Regions from separate parts of the Homo sapiens genome. Here region 2 is linked to region 1. A link is an interaction called in ENCODE POLR2A ChIA-PET data of the cell type or tissue named here. Cell type or tissue: GM12878. All regions are shown on one strand.

What was found. Peaks named below come from ENCODE experiments on the same cell type or tissue, not always from the same donor. Only the 100,000 strongest peaks of a DNase experiment are listed, where the experiment ranks them.
Region 2: POLR2A ChIA-PET joins it to region 1 with 15 read pairs; 2 of 35 experiments call an interaction of 5 or more read pairs at or near these places.

Annotation. Positions count from the first base shown.
Region 1 is chr7:157,351,521-157,354,020 of GRCh38, reverse strand. The region is part of intron 1 of DNAJB6 (DnaJ heat shock protein family (Hsp40) member B6); the gene reads right to left. Among named protein-coding and RNA genes, the nearest start is that of DNAJB6, 16 kb to the right of the region's middle. In GM12878, no CTCF peak of the experiment used is centred here; no DNase peak of the experiment used is centred here; H3K4me3 peaks cover 649 bases; H3K27ac peaks cover 877 bases.
Region 2 is chr7:156,921,885-156,924,384 of GRCh38, reverse strand. LOC102723795 (a long non-coding RNA gene) reads right to left here. Exons shown (of 4, transcript XR_928253.3): 4 at 2,404-2,500. Among named protein-coding and RNA genes, the nearest start is that of NOM1, 27 kb to the left of the region's middle. In GM12878, no CTCF peak of the experiment used is centred here; a DNase peak (open chromatin) is centred at 1,024.

The DNA of each region.
Region 1 (2,500 bases):
TGGCTAATGCTAGATCAAGCAAGAAAATTTAAAAAGCTATCCAAAATCACAGACTCAGGCCAGGCGCAGTGGCTCACTCCTATAATTCCAGCACTTTGGGAGGCCAAGGCAGGAGGACTGCTTGAGCCCAGGAGTTCAAGATCAGCCTGGGAAACACAGTGAGAACTCTGTGCAACAAAAAAAAAATTTAAGTAGCTGTGCATGGTGGCATGTGTCTGTCATCCCAGCTACTCAGGAGGCTGAGGTGGGAGGATCACTTGAGCCAGGAAGGTTGTCAAGGCTACAGTGAGTCAGGACTGCACCGCGGCATTCCAGCACAGGCAACAGAACGAGACCCTATCTCCCATCCAAGCACTAACCAGGCCCAACTTATCACAAACAAACAAAAAAAAATACATACACACACACACACACACACACACACACACACACACCCCGGTCAAGAAAAACAACGGGACAGACAACCTGTAACTAAGAGTAAATGACAACTAAATACAATCTGGGTTCCTCGGATGGTTTCTAGAACAGGAAAAGGACATTAGCAGAAAAACAGGTGGAATATGAATAAAGTCCACATTTAACAATACTGTAGCGGTGTCAACTGCTTACTTTTGAGAAATTCACCACAGTTACCACAGTTACAGAAAGATTAAGGGAAGTTGGGTGAATGGTATACAGGAAAATCCCTGTACTATCTTTACAACTTTTCTGTAAATCTAAAACTACCTCAAAATAAAGTTTAAAAACTTCAAAAAGACGAAGTGTACATCAAAAGGACACAGAAACCAAACTGGACCGGGTGCGGCAGCTCACACCTGTAATCTCAACACTTTAGGAGCCCGAGGCGGACAAACTGCATGAGCCCAGCAGTTCAAGACCAGCCTTGGCAACACGGCGAAACCCTGTCTCTACGAAAAATTTTAAAAATTAAAAAAAAAAAAATTTGATAGGGCAATTCCTGACCTTAACGAGAATGTGGGCTTCAAAGTGAATTGACTGAATTGAATTTAAAACCTACATTTAAAATTCTTGAGTTCATGTCACTCTAAAAAGCCAGCAAGCACTAAGAATCAAGGATTTACCACCCTGCCTTCCCTGTACAGGGAAGCAGTAATGTTCACAGCGTAGGAACTTGGAAGTGGAACTGGGTGTTTATCGTAAACAAGCCGTGGTTCCTTGGAAAACTACCTACTCACTGTGGTTGCTTCCCCACCCTGTGAAGTGGGTGACATCCACTTCCATGGTTGTTTACAGATGATGCTCTCCAAGGGAAGAAAGCCCTGAGCTCCATCTAGAATATCCTAAGTGCTACCTGCTTGTGATGAAGTAGAAAGGAACCAGTAATACACGGAGTGGATGGTCTCACACAATGAGGAAGTGGGAAGGAAAGAGAAAAGCAGGCAGGAGCGATGGGCACACAGACAGCCGCCTGAGCACAGTCAGGAGAACTCATCTGCAGAGATGCCACACCCTCACCAGGGAGCCAGCAGGAATAGTCAAAGGACCTCCAAATCACCCCCACCCCCATCTTCATACCACCTCATTCCACATTCAACTGAATAAATATTCAGAGAGTAATCCACCATCAAATACACACTGCATGATTAAATAAAGCCTTCAGCAATACTGAAGATACTCCTAGCTTACTTGGAGTAAAAAAGAAAATTATATATATATACATATATATGTATATATTTTGAGACAGAGTCTTGCTCTGTCGCCAGAGTAGAGTAGCACAATTTTGGCTCACTGCAACCTCCAACTCCCTGGTTCAAGCGACTTTCCTGTCTCAGCCTCTGGAGTAGCTGGGATTACAGGTGCCCACCACCACGCCTAGCTAATTTTTCTATTTTTAGTAGGGACGGGTTTCACCATGTTGGCCAGGATGGTCTCGATCTCCTGACCTCGTTATCCGCTCACCTCAGCCTCCTAAAGTGCTGGGAATACAGGCGTGAGCCACAAATTGGAGTAAATATTTTAAATTGAGAAGTTTTGTTTTTTTGTTTGTTTGTTTGTTTGTTTTTGAGATAGTGTCTCGCTCTCTGACGCCCAGGCTGGAATGCAGCAGCACAATCTCGACTCACTGAAACCTCCCCACCTCCCGGGTTCAAGCAATTCTCCTGCCTCAGCCTCCCAGCTAGCTGGGACTACAGGCATGTGCCACCACACCGACTAATTTTTTGTGGTTTTTTTTGTTTTGTTTTTTGGGTTTTTTTTAAAGTAGACACAGGGTTTCACCATGTTGGCCAGGCTGGTTTCAAACTCCTGACCTCAGGTGATCTGTCCACCTTGGCCTACCAAAGTGCTGGGATTATGGGCATACACCATATCCAGCCAAACAAGTTTTGTGGTTTTTTTTGTTGTTGTTGTTGTTGTTGTTGTTGTTTTGAGACAGAGTCTCACTATGTCACCCAGGCTGGAGTGCAGTGGCACAATCTCAGCTCACTGCAAACTCCACCTCTAGGGTTCACACCATTCTCCTGCCTCAGCCTCCTGAGGA
Region 2 (2,500 bases), 430 kb after region 1:
CACATCTGTGGCTGTTTCTTCCAAAGAGGTTCTCAGGAGTATTTCTATAGTTTCCTTAAAAGGTGGGGGGTGGCAATGAGACAAATGATTATATACTTGGGAGACTGTAGTTAGTGCCAAGTAAATCTACATTTCACGCAACATAAGGCAAACATTTGAAGAAAAGGAAGGGCCCAGGGAGGGGTGAAGGAACAATTGATCTCATCTTGTCTTTGTTCTGTACCTGGGCAGATCAGTAATCAACCCACGAAGTTGGGGAGGAGCCTTTTGAAAGGATCCGTTTCTTTCAGCCCTTAGTGAAGAGAGCCTAAGGCCGGGAAGTGAGGGAGAGGGACCAATTCCCAACCCGTCATGGCGTCCAAGTCTTCTCCCCTTCGCCAACACAAGGTCTGTTCAGTCAGCTGGGGGCTTTTTTTTTTTTTTTTTTTTGAGTCGGAGTCTCGCTCTGTCACCCAGCCTGGAGTGCAGTGGCACGATCTCAGCTCACTGCAACCTCTACCTCCTGGGTTCAAGCAATTCTCCTGCCTCAGACTCCCAAGTAGCTGGGATTATAGGTGCCTGCCACAACGCCCAGCTAATTTTTGTATTTTTAGTAGAGACGGGGTTTCACCATGTTGGTCAGGCTGGTCTTGAACTCCTGACCTTGGGTGATCCACCCGCCTTGGCCTCCCAAAGTGCTGGGATTACAGGTGTGAGCCACCGTGCCCGGCCCTATTTTTGTTTCTCAATCTTCTCCATTGAAATTGTCCCCATGTGTAGAGCGCCTTGACATAAGTGACTCCATCTTAGAAAAAGACTCCATCTTACATTTCAAAAGGCACTTTGCCAACAGGGACCAGATATTGTGCCTGATCGATAAAGTCTGCATCCAACCAGATAAGGATGTAACCAAGCACACTCTTCCACTAGCATCCTTGCCAGTGGGCTCCGTGGCCATGAACGAGCGTGACGTAACCAGCTAGACACAGCCATCTCGACAGACCCGGTCTTGCTGTCACTCATGATCACCTGGCGTCGGCCCCAAAGGCTCTGCCACATTAAAGACTTCCGTGCAAGACCACAGCTGCCTGACGCAGACCAGACCAGGCTCTGCCACATTAAAGACTTCCGTGCAAGACCACAGCTGCCTGACGCAGACCAGACCAGGAGATTCTTTCTGTCTTCATTACTGTTTCTGGGCTGGTTTGTGAACCTCCACATTTTTTTTTTTTTTTTTTTTTTTGAGATGGAGTCTCGTTCTGTTGCCCAGGCTGAAATGCAGTGGTGTGATCTTGGCTCACAGCAACCTCTGCCTCCCGGGTTCAAGTGATTCTCTGCCTCAGCCTCCCGAGTAGCTGGGATTACAGGCACCCACCACTATGCCTGGCTAATTTTTGTATTTTTAGTAAAGACGGGGTTTCACCATGTTGGCCAGGCTGGTCTCGAACTCCTGACCTCAGGTGATCCACCTGCCCCGGCCTCCCAAAGTGCTGGGATTACAGGTGTGAGCCACCACGCCTGGCCTGTTAACCCTTTCTTCTATCTCCTTTCTCCTGCTGTTAAATGTTACTTTGTCATGGAATGTTCATCTAGAGCATTTATGCGTTGATTAAGCACACTGCCATTTGGAGGGCTGCTGCTCTGGTCTCCATTTCTGGTTAGTGACCCTGGCCTGTTTTTCTAGTCTCCCACTTTCTGCAGTATCTTCACTTCTTGGTGCCAATTTAGCAGAATCCATTCATTCTTTAGATGGCAGCACATGGTTAAAGAGCAGACAACAGAGGCGGCACTCGAATGTGGATGTGTGCCTGCCCCTTAGAATAGTGGCTTATTAGATAACATCTGAAAAGTCATGGCCGGGCACGGTGGCTCATGCCTGTAATCCCAGCACTTCAGGAGGCCAAGGCAGGCGGATCACCTGAGGTCAGGAGTTCAAGACCAGCCTGGCCAACATGGCGCAATCCTGTCTCTACTAAATATAGAAAATTAGCCAGGCATGGTGGCAGGCACCTGCAATTCCAGCTACTCAGGAAGCTGAGGCAGGAGAATTGCTTGAACCCAGGAGGGAGAGGTTGCAGTGAGCTGAGATCATGCCATTGTACTTCAGTCTGGACAACAGAGTGAGACTCCATCTCAAAAAAAAAAAGAAAGAAAAAAAAAGAAAGAAAAAGAAAAGAAAAGAAAAAGAAAAAAAAAAGAAGGAAAAGTCACAACTGCTAACACAGGTAGTGTCGTTTATCCATGGTGCCATCTTTGTAATCACCTCATCCTATGTAAAATGTAGACTTACTGAGCACTGACAACAGTCTTGCAAGGGGATGAAATGTGTGCACTTGCAGGTTTACCGAATGTGAAATCAGAGGAAGAAGCAGCAGAGGAGTTTTTCAGAACACGCGTTTAAGTACCCACACATTGTAAGCACGGTTCCACCAGGCGTCAGGTCTTTATAATAGCACAAATAATAGCACAAATGACGCAAATTTCAATATGCGTGCTTTTCCAAAATGTAGTATTAGCTTGC